Regions from separate parts of the Homo sapiens genome. Here region 2 is linked to region 1. Evidence: chromatin loops called from intact Hi-C (ENCODE). Cell type or tissue: Calu3. All regions are shown on one strand.

Region 1 (8,000 bases):
TTTGCATTCTTTGCATCAGGCTAAAATAGATTCTATAATTGATATCTCTCCCAGAGGAGTGTGACTTTCCATCTGGGATGGATTTTCAAAAATTCTTACTGGGAGCCCATAGAGTTGGAAGGACTCCAAGATTCTTCATCACACCATTGGTCAGGCTCTCTAGTTTCCTTCTCTGAAAGGTGTGAATATGACCTTTCCATTGGCCACCAAGGTTGCCATATTCAGCTACTTGCAACTGAGACACAAAGGGCTTTGAGGGAGAACAGCCCACAGAATTCTATTTGAGGAATGCCAAATGGTTCTCTAGGTCCCAGCTGGTACTGCTATCTCTTGCACAGTGCCTGAAATGTGCACAGCTATTTTTGGTGAGTTATAATATTATTGCTCACAAAGAAGTCTAATATTAAAGCAAAATTAACAATGCCCTTGGGGAAGGCAGAAAACTCTCGAATCTGCTTAGTTGTGTGATTCATGAAAATCACAACCTTTGTGCTTCAGTTTCCTCATCTATGAGATGGTAATAATAATAATATCTATCTCACACGGTTGTTATCGTATTAAATGAGTTACTATTTGGAACTCCCTAGAACAGTGCCTGGCTCATAGTATGAGCCCTGTGTTTGTCAAAAAACAAAACAAAACACAACAAAAAAAAACTTTTCTATCACTCAACTTGAAACAGCTCAAAGCAAGAAGCCTTTGAAAATGGGACATATAACAAATTTTCTTTAATTCCTTTTTCTTCTTTTGTCAGATAAGTGAGTTTGAATGTTTTTGTTAAACACTCCTGCCTCCTGTTAAAATGGTGAGAGGATAAACTCTGGGCCTTTCCTTTACATTATCTGTAATCTCTTCGATTTAGGATGTCTGAGCTTTGGAAGTGGGGAGGGCCAGGGAGTTGGGTTCTGGTGGATCTGGAAAACGACAGGATGAAGCAACACTTCACCAGAGCAAGGCTGAAGGTTTCTCTCTGGAAAGGATTTTTTTGTTTGTTTGTTTGTTTGTTTGAGATGGAGTTTCACTCTTGTTGCCCCGGCTGGAGTGCAATGGTGCGATCTTGGCTTACTGCAACCTCTGCCTCCTGGGTTCAAGTGATTCTCCTTCCTCAGCCTCCTGAGTAGCTAGGATTACAGGCATGTGCCACCACACCTGGCTAATTTTGTATTTTTAGTAGAGATGGGGTTTCTCCATGTTGGTCACACTGGTCTCAAACTCCTGACCTCAGGTGATCTGCTCGCCTTGGCCTCCCAAAGTGCTGGGATTACAGGCGTGAGCCACTGTGCCTGGCAGATTTTCTTAACATAGGTTATGAGGCATACAATGTTGGGCTGGGAAGAAAATGAGAGGTGAGGGATAACTTGGGAAGTTATAATAATTTTACAGTGAATAACCGTCTTTTTTTCTGGTAAAATATTTATTTCTTTCTTCAGCAAGATGTCTGTATCAGTTTGTCTGGGCTTCTGCTCTAAACTGGCCTCCCTCAGGACCCAGGCTAAAGGAGCAGCCTCCATGGGGCATGTTGCCAGTTATCACAGCCCAGGGAAGCAGGGCAGTGAATTGACCCAGGCTCTCAAAGCCTCCACCTGGAAGTGGCATATTTCACTTCAGCTCAGATGTCACTGGTCAAAGGATGGGCACACTCAACTGTAAGGAAACAGAGAAGTAAAGTCCTACCATGCATTTGACAGGATTATAGAATAGCTCCAATAGACCACATTTACATACATGTTTTGCCAGCCATAAACTCCTGGAAGGTAAAGACTGTGACTCGTTCCTCTTTGCCTCTCTCTTGGCAACAGCCTGCGGTAGAAGTGCAATACATGTTAGGTGACTGCCTGCCTGATTGTGGAACTTAGCAAGTGACTGGAACAAAATGGGAATCAAAGCCGGAAAACTATGTCTCCTGTTTCTCCTCCCCTTTTGGCACCTCTTTGCTTCTGCCAGGATTCTGACTCTGAAATTGATTGCCTCAATGATCCTGGACCATCATTTAGCTACTGTAATCCTCAGTTCCTGCAGTTGGAAAGGGGGAACATTATTACTCCCATGTAAAGATAGAGTAAGATGGCATCTCTGAAAGCCAGGGTTGATGAAGGCTTGTGCCTCTGGCTGTTGCCCAGTGCCCGCTCTGGGGACCTTGAGTGCCCATTGCCATATGCTGAGCTACCCTACTGGGGCCTGCTGTCCTCAAGTGAGGTCCTACATGAATAAAAATCTTTGTGAGAGTCTACCTTAAAGGTTCAGGCGTTGACTATATGTGTGTATGTAATTTATATTCAGGAATACAGGAGGTGGTCATGGGAGTCGGTGTGGGTCTCTGGGATATGACTACTTTTACATCATAATCCCAAGGAATTGTTGGTTAAATTGTGTTCAGAGATTACAAGAATACTGGGTTTTATTTTTTTGTTAAGTCAGATTTATTTAGGTATAATTGACATACAGTACAATTCACTCTTTTCAGTGTGCAGTTCTATGAGTTTGACAAATGCATGCAATCTTGTAGCCACCACCTCACAATCAAAATGGAGACCATTTCCAGCCCCCTTAAAAGTCCCCTTGGCCAGACTTGGTGGCTCAAGCCTGTAATCCCAGCACTTTGGGAGGCTGTGGGCGGATCACCTGAGGTCAGGAGTTCGAGACCAGCCTGGCCGACATGGCGAAACCCCGTCTCCACTAAAAATACAAAAAAAATTAGCCTGGCATCGTGGCACACGCCTGTAATCCCAGCTACTCAGGAGGCTGAGGCAGGAGAATCACTTGAACCTGGGAGATCGAGGTTGCAGTAAGCTGAGATCGTGCCATTGCACTCCAGCCTGGGCAACAAGAGCAAAACTCTGTCTCAAAATAAAATAAAATAAAATAAAATAAAATAAAATAAAAAACTCCCCTTGTGCCATTTGTGGACAGCCCCATTTCCCACCCATATCCCTGGCATCCATGGACCAATTTTTTTTTTTTTGCTTTTTATAGAATGTCAGTAAAGCTTTTCTGACCTTTGAACTCCGATCAGGTGATAATCTCTTTTAGCATCCTATAGCCCTTATTTCAATTCTAATTATACTGTGTATGCAATTATTTAAAAATTGTTCAATGTCTATCTCTTCTGCTAGACTTCTGCAAACATGTCTGAAGGAAGGAATTGCCTGGCCAATTCATTACTGTATCCTCAGCAGTTCCATCAAGTAGATGCTCAACAAATGTTTAGTGAATAAATGAGTGACTCAATGACTATAAGTAGAGTGCTCTAGGTCGCTACTGACTCAGCAAAAGCCATTTATTATTCAGTGGTATCAAATCTATCCTATTGTAAAGCACACAGAGACCTTATCATTCAAACATTCTTGAAGTGTATGGGTAAATATTTGGAGTTACATTGGATCTGAATACCAGCAATCAGAACCATCCTAGGCAATTTCAGATGCATGATAGATATATTCAATTAATCAAAAATAAGATGGAAACATTTTAATAACACTGTCTTTTGCCATTATTTTATACAGCATATTTAAAACTGTTCATTTCATAATTTTTACATTCCGTATATTTTGTAGCAGATCTGACATGACAGTGATGCTTAAGAGCAAGATCATGAAGTCTTCAAAATCTAGCTTATTTTCTGTGTGCTCATCAAGTTCAGAAAGGATCTCTCTGTATTTTGGCTTGGTTTCTTGTCCCTGTGAGAATGGAGAAATAAAAACCGAATTCGTTGTATAGACTTTAGGTTTACAGATCATAAACAATAATGTCTTAGTCTGTTTAGTGTTGCTGTAATAGAATACCTGAGACTGAGTGATTTATAAAGAAAAAAGAAAAATTTGGCTTACAATTCTGATGGCTGGAAAGTTCAAGATCAGGCATCTGCATGTGGTGAGGACCTCAGGCTGCTTCCACTCATGGTAGAAGGTGAAGGGGAGCTGGTGTATGAACAGATCACACAGCAAGAGAGGGGGCAAGAGGAGGAGGGAGGGTTCCAGGCTCTTTTAAACAACCAGCTCTTGTGGTAACTAACAGAGTGAGAACTCACTCACCACCCCCAAGGCAGGGCATTCATTTATTCAAGAAAGCTCTGTCCCCATGACTTCAAACACCTCCCATAAGGCCCCACCTCCAACATTGGAGATCAAATTTCAACATGGAGTTTGGAGGGGACAAACATCCAAATCATAGTAAATAATAAACATGTTATTAACAATAATAACACATCAAGTTGCCAACAATGCTACCAGTAAAACACCATGTGAAATCTTTTTATGTGTTATCTCCTCTAATCATCATAGTGACCTTATTGAATATATACCACTATTATCCTCATCCTACAGATGCAGTATCAGAGACAGGTGATAATTAAGAGACTTGCGCCAAGCTGGAAGATTTTGGTGTGGAGCCAGGGTTTGTAGCCCATCTACCTCTTGACAGCCCATACTCTTAACTGCTAAGCTATTCTGCCTTTTTTTGAACACACATATTATGTTTTTAAATTTTCAAAATACAATCTTTGTGTTAGGGAAGGTATCTTCTATGGGTTCGTTATCTAAGACTTAAGATTATCCAGAAATATAGAATATAATATGCTAAAAGAAAATACATGCTTTGAAAGATTATTTAGCTTTAGTTTGATTATAAATCAAACTATGTTCACAGTGTTCATAAATAGTCAGATTGAAGGAAAGCATCTTAATAGTATATAAATGGAGAGACTTTTTAATTTCAAATCACAGCTTGTGAAATATCTTCCCCAGTGACAATAAAAATGTTAAAGTCATTTGATTCACCATTATATTGAACCATATTTGCATTTAGTTTGTTCCCAAATGCTCACCCATGTGCTAGGTGTACAAAGCCATCACAGCAATGACTAAGGCACTTTGGGAATGATGCTACATTCCTCTTATAGGCTGTTTCTCCTCAAGAGGTCACCATCACCCTATCCATGAGGGCCAAGGGGAGCTCTCTACTCTCTCCCTCCAGGAGAGCTGAGTGTTATTTAGAAAGGGTCAGATTCCAAGACACAGGTAGACAGGACCACTTTACTAGCAGAATGGCACACTGTTTGCTCAGAGGTATGAGATAGGTATTGGTCTTCTTTTATTTCCTGCATATTTTAAGAGCACACCATTTTCTGAGGTCCAGTCCTCCTGGGGCATGACCTGTCACCTTTTTGTATCTTCCCAGTAGTGCCTTTAGGTGCTTTTTAAAATTCTATCTGACTGGCTATAAGGTGCTAAGATCCCCAAAACCATGTTTAGCCTTATGGGAAAGGCAATGTTCCCCTTAGAACTCAGGCCTTCGCCAAAAGAACCAGCTCAGTTTATCAGGGGACGCAACATGGGGATTGAGGAGAAAGCCCAGTTAGGAATGAAGTGGGCTCCTGAGCTTTGCCATTGACTCACGTGAATGCACCTGCCCTAGGGGGTCTCATGGGGCAGGGCGGTTGGGCCAAGGCAGCATTCTGACAGACATTGCAGAGAATGCCTTGGAATGAACTGTCCCCTCAAGTCCCTGAAATATGGCTCTGCTTTCATCTTGAGCAGAGGGCAAGATTACACTGAGGCCTGGGTGTGCCTGCTGCTAGAGAGATCCAGAAATTGGCTGTACTTCTAGGGTTTAGCCTACACTGAGAGACATGAGGCTGAAGGTGTCTTTCCTAAGGACCGGTTTTTAATTCTTTTCCCCTGGTGTTCTGAGAGGGATGATGAGTTACATCAAGATGGTGCATCCATTAGTTCTTCATTTTCATATGTGTTAAAAGCTTGCTGAGCATTTGCCAGGTTACCAGGTAATGAGCCCCCTTTCTGTCTGGCATATGGGCCCCATTTCTTTTGGCCTTGGATGTGGGCAAATGGTATAGGATTTATTTACCCATCCTTTCCTTAGACTCCCCAAAACTTGTTATCTCTTGATAAATTCTGCCTGATATTTCTGCCTGAAAAAGTAGCTTTCCAAAAAAAAAAAATCAGAAAAATACATGTTTAATATAGAACATTTAGAAAAAGTAAATTTAAAAAAAGGACTGTGACTGTAACCCTTTACCCCATTACTCAAAATAGCTAACCCTTATTAACATTTACTTCCGTTCATTTATCTGTGTATTACACTATATTCTCCCTTTCTCTTTTGAAATAATCACCCACTCACAGAAAGTTGTACCCTTGACTTAGCTCCCCCCAGTGGGTGACATCTTATATAACTGTAGTGCACTGAAACCATATATAGGTGTTTATGTATGTGTATGTGTGCATATATAGAGAGAATAATATCTTTTCAATATTTCAGAACAGATACAGGGACTTGGAGACTGCCTCTATGTGCTTTCTTGCTCTACCCATCAATAAATATTGATAGTTTAAGCTGATATGAGGCCCTCTTTTCCTCTTACACATTTTCCCTAGGCTGGTATTTTCCAAAGTATGAATATATACTGCCGATAGAATGTAATGCCATTTTAGGTGATGCAAGAATAAATATTAAACACTAAATAAGAATTGATAGTCGTCTATTTTTTCACTATTATTTTTTACTCTAATCCACTGAATTTACAATAAGAATAATGATACGGTGTCCTTATAAAAATTTACTTAAGTAGAGAGAAAACATAAAGGAAAAGTTCTAAGCAACACAGGCTATAGGCAGTTGTGGGAAAAATACTAAATATGGTATTCAATGACTGAAATTCGAGAAATATACCCTTAGGTGAGTAAGGTAGTAACCTTTAGGCCAGTGACTGATTATATACTGCTGACTCTCATTTCCATATTTTGAACACAGATCTCTATTCTCACCTTTGAACTCATCTGTCCTGTTGCTAAGTCTTCCTCTTAAATATTTCATGGACATCTAAACACTGACACAACCTAATGAAACTCGCCATCTCCTCCCTACCTCCATCCCACCTCAAACCTGCTTATTCTTTAGCCTTTTTCTTCTCTAGGAGTGGGAACACCACCATTCCTTTTGTAAGTCAGAAATTGGGTTGTCATCATTTTCTTTCCTATCCTTCAACTCTCACAGTCAATCAATTGTCAGATCTTGTTCATTCCACCTTCTAAACGTCTCTTCTATTTGTTTGTTTATCTCCATCTTCACCGCCGTAGTCTAAGCCATCACCATCTTTCTCTTGAATTGCCTCCCCACAGCTAGTTATTCCCTTTTTTCCTATTCCACCCCCAACCCTAGTCTGTTCTCTGTACTGCAGCTGGTGTAATTTCTTAGGCCTGGACGTAGACATAGTTCCTGGCTTCCTCTTGCTATCAGGCTATGCTTCTGTAAGATTTGGCTTCTCCTCGCCTCCCCAGCCTCATCTCTAACCACTTCCCAGCTACCGTCCCATCCCTTCTCACCAACTGGCCCTCCAGATCTCTGCTTGGAACGCCATCATTCTCACTCCCCCTTGCCTAGCTACCTCCTGCTTATTCTTCAGATCTCAGCTATACCTTAGTTTTCCAGGAGCCCATCTTTGATTACCTGCCCCAAGATAGTTCCTCTGTTTTACTCTCACTGAATGCTCTACTCTTTCACATCCTTTGACTATTTTTAATTACTTTTTTAGTGTATTTCTTTCTTCTGCTGGGGATTGCTGTCTTCACTGCATCAACTCCAGTGCAGCTCACTGCCTGGCATAAGGTAGGTGTTCAATAAACATTTGTTACGTGAGACAACATGACAGGGACCTGGAGCTGGAGTTATTTGCTCATTGGGTCAGCCATGAGGGTGTAGTTTCTGTTTCTTTATGCAAGTTAATTCTCTCACCTCTGCGAAATTCCTAAATTGGGTTTGCAGCAGATCTTTGGCAATAGCTTTTTCAAGTTTACCATCAGAGTCAGAAGAATTTCTGAAAATCAGAGCAGTGGTGGCAATAGCTTTTTCCAGATCTGAGCACTTCCTCAGAGCTAGGAGAGAAGAAATGTGGAATAAAGTATCCTGAGTTAGAAATAACCCTTCCCCAGACCTGCTGTTGTGTCTTCCAAGGGAACTGTAGGGAACCTTCTAAATCTTGGCCC
Region 2 (8,000 bases), 310 kb after region 1:
GTGCTTCCACTTGCCCTTGTTATGTCTTTGCCATCACCATGAGAAGAGCATCTTTACTAGTCTGTTGGTTCAAAGAGGACAAGGGACTTGCAAAGCAAACTCTAACCTGCAGTTAGGTTTGACATTCATGATGAATTATAAAGGCTTTGCCCACACAGCCCTAAAGTGGAGGTTTGGAAATTAGCCAGCAGTTGGATCATGATGTGGACGGATCCACTGGATGATTCAGGAAAGCAAACCCTTACCCTGCAGTTAGGGTTTGCTTTACAGAGCCAGCCCAGCAAAGCTCAGAGTGGTCCACTGAAATCCCAGTTGCCCCTTATTTATGCAAGCAATAGCAAATGATCATTGTTTTGATGTTCTGAATTTTAAGGTGGCTTGTTATGCAGCATTTTGTGGTAATCACTAATGAATGTACTCTATAAGACAGTTATTATTATTAATGCTCATGTTATTTGTGAGGAAACTCAAGCATAGAGAGGTTCTTCAGCAACTTGTTTAAGTTCTCTGGCAGCTTAATAAGTGTCAGAGCTGGGATATGAACCCAGACAGCCAGATTTCAGAATCTGTGTTTCTCCCTTTCATACATACAGCCTCCTAAGGAAACCAAGTCCTTCACATTTAAAGCATTAGTTGATCCAAAAGCAACACAAAGCTTGAAGTGCAAATAAATGAAAAACAAGTATCTGACAGCACTATATTTTTGTGCATTAAAATTCACACAAAAATTGGATATCATCTCACAAAGAAAATGTCTGTGCATGGAATCTTATCATATCATCACTCCTAACATTAAGAAGCCTGCTTCATTTGCCTAGCTGGAGGTGTTAACAGCTGAAAACGATGTAAAACTTAAGTTTTATAAGTGGAGGGGACAGTTTGCTTAAAGTGGCACTTGCAAGAGGAGGATCGGAATCATCAGTGAGTCAGGCAGGACTGTGACTGCCTAGGACCTGAATCATCCGACTGATCTGTCCACATCACGATTCAACTACTGGCTAATTCCCGAATCTCCACTTTAGGGCTGTGTGGACAAAGCCTTTTTAATTCATCATGAATGCCCCAAAAGCCCAGAATGTGATGCTTAAAACATAGTAGGTGTCAAGCCAAAGTCAGAGTTTCCAATTTAGCAGGTGGCCTGTGGCATCACTCATTCTAGGCAGCTTCACTAGATCCCCCTCCCTGTGGAAGAAGATAAATAAGGGAGATCCATCCCATTCCTAGGAAAGACATTGTAATTACTGTGGGCTGATAGCAACCCCTTACTCCTCTGAATTCCTGTAACACTCTATTTGTGTTTTTCTTACAAAATTATCCTCTCCTGTTTATCAGTGTATCACCAGTGCCTTGCACACTGCCTGGCACTTGGCAGATGCCAAGCAACTCTGTGTTAATGAATGAGCAAGTAGTCTGTACTGAGAGACAAAGAACCTGGAATGGAGTTGCTCTCCAGATTGCAGTGTCTTGTAAAGATTCTCCACCATCTTTACATAATATATACAATTATTATTTGTCAATTAAAATAAAGTTAAAAAGACAAAGTGATATGGTTTAGCTCTGTCCCCACTCAAATCTCATGTTGAATTATGGCTCCCATAATTCCCACATGTCATGGGAGGGACCCGGTGGGAGGTAATTGAATCATGGGGGCAGGTCTTTCCGGTGCTGTTCTCATGATAGTGAATAAGTCTTAGGAGATATGATGGTTTAACAAAGGGGAGCTCCCCTACACATGCTTTCTTGTCTGCCACCATGCAAGACATCCCTTTGTTCTTCCTTTGTCTTCCCCCGTGATTGTGAAGCCTCTTCAGCCATGTGGAACTGTGAGTCAATTAAACCTCTTTCCTTTATAGATTACCCAGTCTCGGGTATTTATTTATTAGCAGCATGAAATGGACTAATACATAAAGGATTCTCCATTGTTTCTGCAAACCTAGGTGCCTGAAGTATATTTGGGTCTTGTTCATCAATGTCCCCTTTTTTCTATTTGCTTCCCAGTTGCCTTTTAACAAATTCTCTGTTTACATCAGTTAGCTGGAACTGAATTCTGTTGCTTGTAGACATAGAACCTTAACAGATAAATAAGTGTTTTCCCAAGAGGTGATCTGTGGACTACTTGCATCTGAACCATCGAGCTTTATGATACTGATCCACAGTCCTCACTATAGGCCTCTAAATCAGATTTTCCAGCCGAATCTGCCGGTTTGAAAAGCTCCTCAGGAGATTCTTTTATTCACTTCGAGAACTGGGTGAGAGGATTTTCAAGAATCCTTCCCACATTAAAATTCTAAAATTGTACAGGAAAAAAAAAGAACAGCTCCTTGCAAGCCTTCAAGTCTTGATGATCAACTCCTGCTCACCTCTTTGGCCGCATTTCCTATCCCTCTCCCCTCAGTGCACACCACACCCCAGCTTTACTGGCATTCTCTCTGTTTCCACCCCAGGACCTTTGGACTTACTGTCCTCTCAGCCTGGCACTCCCTCCAAGGTCTTCACAGGGCTGGCTTCTTCCTTTCCTTCAGGTCGGCTCCCCAGAGAGCAGGTTTCATATTTTCCATCCCACATTGCCCCACAGCACCCATGCTGCCGATCCTAGCATCTTAGCAGTTCTCACTGTATGAGTCGATTATCATTCATTCTTTAGCAGTTCTCAGTATCTGAGTCAATTATCATTCATTCTTTCACTACTTCTTTTATCTCTCCCCCACTTAGAACTTCTTAAGTTCCAGGACAGGAAGAATGGGCTTTATCTTGTCACCACTCCATCCCCGTTGCCTGGAACTTTACTTGTGACATAGCAGGCAGGTTCTTAGCAAATATTATTCAGTAAATGAAATCTATAAATCTTAGATAATCTTTGAACGTTATCCTACATATGCTATTACTATAAAAGCAGTCTGAGAGTAATAAAACCAAATGTCACATTTACCTTCAGGAATTTGTCATCTCAGATAACATTCCTCAGTGTTATCACCCACTGCTCCCAAATTTGATCTCTATTGCCTGAAAAACTAAAAAGAGCTACTGTTTTAATTTCAATTTCCTTGTCTAAGGAAAACCTGGCCTAAATTTTCTTAAAGCAACAAAGAACCAAGAATCTTTGCTTCTTGGAAACGGGAAAGCGAGCTAGAATGATTCCCTACTAGGGTGCACTCACACTTGATTTGAAAAGCACACGTACCCTCTACTGGAAGTATGCAGTATTGCAACTTGAACTCAAACTGTCAAACACATTAAGCAGGGAATGTCAAATGTCCTGTTACCCCTGAAACTGGATGAAGTAAGCAGAGGAAAAGAGCAACACAACAACAAATAAATGAGCAGTACTTATGGTGCTTATCTGTTCTGAGGGTTAAATCGGCCAAGATCAATTGGGCGGATCACTCAGAATTCTGGCTTCTGAGATGTTCAGTGCATTTCCTCCTGTAAAACCAACGAAGATCAGGGACAACTGTTCACTTTAGGACAGTCTACTACGTAAATAGGACTAACTAGAGAAAAAAAATGCAAGAAAGCATAATGTCTGATAAGGGGCACACAGTCAAGAGAGTGAGGATATGACCTAAATGGAACCCAACTGAGGGTCAGATTCCTCATTGGTAAAACAAGGAAAGGATTTAGAATAAGTAACCATAAAGGAGCTGCACCTTGAACAGAGGTCGAGAAGTCACTAACTGATGGGCTCGGGGGCCAATTCAAGCTATAGACATGATTTGGCCCAACTATTAATTGGGAGGGACAAGGGTTCTCCAGTTTGCTACAGCATGTTTGTCTGTCTCCCCTGCACATACATGTATATTTCTGATTGTGGTGTCCATAGCAAGTGCAAGTGTCATTTCCATTTAGCACACTGCTGATTTTCTAACAGCCAGCCTGCTTTATGCACTCATTTTATTTGCCTGTTCCCTGCAGGCATTTGACTTACACTTTTGCCTAGTCCCTTTGGCTGTTTTGCATAATAGTGCAGTGTCTCTTCTCTTCACTGCAAAGTGCATGTGTGCATATGCACGCACACACACACTACACACACATACACAGGCATACACACACAGCTTTAGCAATATGGCTTTTCTTTCTCCTCCTATCACGATATAGTCTGAAGTCCCACTTGCAAAAAAAATATGAAGAAGACAGAGCTGTTCATCACTTGATCTCAATCCCCAGCACAGGGCTTGTAGCAGGTCCAATGAGAGTGAGATGTTGGTGTCTGGCAGCTGCCTGGGTCTCTATGAGTCATCTTTTCTATAAAGGCTGTATATATAGGGAATAGTCTCCCCTATAGAGTTAATAATTGTGTTTGTATGTGTGTGTGTGTGTGTGTGTGTGTGTGTAGAATAATATTAACCTCTACCTGTTTTCCCTTCCCCTTAATATTTGAAAATACTGTGTATAATTATAAGTGTGAAAATGTGTTCCTATTACTAAGATTCCTTTCCTAAAATGTCGTAGATGAGACAGTATAATGTAAGATCATGATATGTTAGCTCTTCTTATCAGTTAGCTTTAGTTTAAAGAGACTGCAAAAGACCTGCATTTTAGAAATACAATGCCAGGATATTAAGAAAAGTTATATTTAAATTTTGATTACCTTAAATGTACATGGACAACTCAGTGGATTACCTTATTTTTTGCATTTGCCTTTGTTAAAAAGACAAAAATAAAAGAAAGCAAATGAAACCAAAAGACAAGAATCAAAATTAAGTTCAAAACGGCAGTCTGGTACTCAGACTAGGTACAGCTGTACCTTCTACGCTTTCGCCACCTACTGGGCAAAGGGAGTTGATGCTCAAAATGAGTAGAAGGAACTTGGATTCTCCAGATAACAGAAAACCCTAAAGACTCCTCCAAAAAACAAATTTTATAAATTCAGTAAAGTGTCAGGATGCAAAATCAACATACACAAAATCAGTGGCATTTCGATGCACCAATAACAATAAAGCTTAGAACAAAATCGAGAAGGCAGTCCCATTTACAATAGCTACAAAAACAATAAAATATCTCGGAATATATTTAATCAAGGAGGTGAAAGATCCCTACAAAGAAAATTATAAAAGAAATAATTTTAAAATGATGAAAGAAATTGTAGATGTCACAAACAAATGGCAAAACATCTCTTGATTATGGATTGAAAGAATTAATGTTGTTGGCCAGGCGCGGTGGCTCGCGCCTGTAATTCCAGGACTTTGGGAGGCCGAGGTGGGCGGATCACAAGGTCAGGAGTTAGAGACCAGCCTGACCAACATGGTGAAACCCGTCTCTACTAAAAATACAAAAATTAGCCGGGCGTGGTGGCGCGTGCCTGTAATCTCAGCTACTCAGGAGGCTGAGGCAGGATAATTGCTTGAACTCGGGAGGTGGAGGTTGCAGTGAGCCAAGATCTTGCCACTGCACTCCAGTCTGGGTGATAGAGAGAGACTCCATCTCAAAAAAAAAAAATTAATGTTGTTAAAATTATCATACTGCCCAAAGCAATCTATAGATTTAATGCAGTCCTTATCAAACTACTCAATGTCATTTTTCACAGATCTATTCATATGGAACTAAAAAGAGACCAAAAGTCAAAGCAATCCTAAGCAAAATTAACAAAGCTAGAGGCATCACATTAGCTGACCTCAAATTATACTACAATGTTACAGTAACCAAAACAGCATAGACATATAGATCAATGGAACAGAATAGAGAACCCAGAAAAGAAACTACATATCTACAGTCATCTGATTTTTGACAAAGTCACAAAAAAGACATACTGGAGAAAGAATGTCCTTTTCAATAAATGGTGCTGAGAAAAATTGGATTACCACATGCAGAAGAATAAAATTGGATATCTATCTCTCACCCTATAAAAAACGAATTGAAGATGGATCAAATACTTAAATGTAAAACCTGAAACTATAAAAGTAGAGGAAGAAAACCTAGAGAAAGCTCTTCTGGCCATTGGTCTAGGCAAAGAATTAATAAACTAAGATGTCAAAAGCACAAGTAACAAAAACAAAAAATAAAGGGGACTTAATTAAACTAAAAAGCTGCTTCACAGCAAAAGAAATAAGCAACAGAGTGAACACACAACTTGGAAAATGGGAGAAAATATTTGCAAACTATGCAACCAACAGGTAACTGATATCCAGAATTTACAAGGAACCCAAACAACTCAAAAAAAACAACAACAAATAACCCCATTAAAAAGTGGGCAAAGCATATGACTAGACATTTCTCAAAAGAAGACATGTAAATGGTCAACAAGCATATGAAAAAATGCTCAACATCAACTAATCATCAGAGAAATGAAAATTAAAACCATGGTGCGATATCATTCTTACACCAGTCAGAATGGCTATTAAAAAGTCAATAAAATAACATGTTGGTTAGGACATGGAAAAAAGGGACCACATACAATGTTGGTGGGAATGTAAATTAGTACAACCTCTATGGAAAACAGAATGGATATTTCTCAAAGAACTAAAAATAGAACCACCATTCAATCCAGCAATTGAAATCATTACATCAAAAAGATACCTGTACTCAGATACCTGTATCATGTACCAGCACTATTCACAATAGCAAAGATAGGGATTCAACTTAAGTGTCCAGCAACAGATGCTTGGATTAAGAAAATGTGATATATACATACACACACACACACACACACACACACACACACACACACACACAATGGAATACTATTCAGCCATACACACGCAGACACACACACAATGGAATACTATTCAGCCATAAAAAGAATAAAATCATGTCTTTTGCAGCAACATGAGTGGAACTGGAGGCCATTATCTTAAGTGAAACAACTCAGAAACAGTCAAATACCACGTTTTTACTTGTAATTGGAAACTATATGATGTGTACACCGGGACATAGAATGTGGAATAACAGACTTTGGAGACTTGGAAGGCTGGAAGGGTGGAGGGTGAGGGATGAGAAATTATTTAATAGGTACAATGTACACTATCCAGGTAATGGTTACCCTGAAAGCCCAGACTTCAGCACGACATAATATATCCATGTAACAAAACTGTACTTGTATACCTTAAATTTATACAAATGTTTTTAAAAGAACAAAGATTGGCATATATTTAGCAATAGTATATGAAAAAGAAAAGGATGAGTGTTGAATTCAGACAAAGAATAAACAGGTTTTTATAAACCATCTCTAATGGTTCAAAAGTAGCCTACCTCCTACTAAAAATCACATAGAAAATTCTAGAATTTATCAATAGCAACCATACGAAAATGTTTTTCAAGCACAATCTTTGCATTCGTTATTGCCAAATCACACCACTAATCTATTACCTGCAAGTCTGAATAAGAAAAGAGTAATCATCAGTTAAGAAAATAGTTGTTTAAGAAAATGGATTACTTAGGGTCATTTAGAAACTTTTAAAATAATTGATATAAACTAGGTGAAGTACTTACTCTGTCCCAAACATTGCATTAGTTACATTATCTCAGTTAATTTTTCTCAATTTTGTGAGGTAAGCCCTAGTATTATTTTTATTCTGCAGATGAGGAAACTGAAGTCTAGATAGATTTAGCACAGTATATGGCTGCACGAAAGACTGTTTCCTTCCATAAAATTATTCCTTAAATAAAAGGAAATAATCTTATACTCATATCCATAGAATATCTGTCAACTTATAGATTACTCCATCGCCCAGTGCCATTTGGGGAAGACACAATATTTCTGAAATAACCTCAATTAATCCTACTTAAATGTTTATTAAGGCAAGCCGACAGAGTTGGTAAAAAGAGAGGCAAATAAATTAGCTGGGTGTGGTGGCTCATGCCTGTAATCCCAGCACTTTGGGAGGCCGAGGTGGGTGGATCACGAGGTCAGGAGATCAAGACTGTCTTGGCTAACATGGTGAAACCCCATCTCTACTAAAAATACAAAAAATTAGCTGGGCATGGTGGTGGACACCTGTAATCCCAGCTACTCAGGAGGCTGCGGCAGAAGAATCGCTTGAACCCAGGAGGCGGAGGTTTCAGTG

Evidence for each region. Hi-C counts contacts between places; a loop is a spot of excess contacts. Peaks named below come from ENCODE experiments on the same cell type or tissue, not always from the same donor. Only the 100,000 strongest peaks of a DNase experiment are listed, where the experiment ranks them.
Region 2: a loop joins it to region 1, with 10 times the contacts of the local background. A loop is called at or near these places in 8 of 110 quality-filtered maps.

What each region holds. Positions count from the first base shown.
Region 1 is chr3:63,659,614-63,667,613 of GRCh38, reverse strand. It overlaps SNTN (sentan, cilia apical structure protein), which reads right to left. Exons shown (of 4, transcript NM_001080537.2): 3 at 7,750-7,889; 4 at 2,402-3,677. The coding sequence ends at 3,519. Among named protein-coding and RNA genes, the nearest start is that of SNTN, 11 kb to the right of the region's middle. In Calu3, no CTCF peak of the experiment used is centred here; DNase peaks (open chromatin) are centred at 4,923 and 6,173.
Region 2 is chr3:63,346,545-63,354,544 of GRCh38, reverse strand. All of the region lies in intron 2 of SYNPR (synaptoporin), which reads right to left. Among named protein-coding and RNA genes, the nearest start is that of SYNPR, 72 kb to the right of the region's middle. In Calu3, CTCF peaks have their summits at 3,203 (motif pointing left) and 4,782 (motif pointing left); a DNase peak (open chromatin) is centred at 4,744.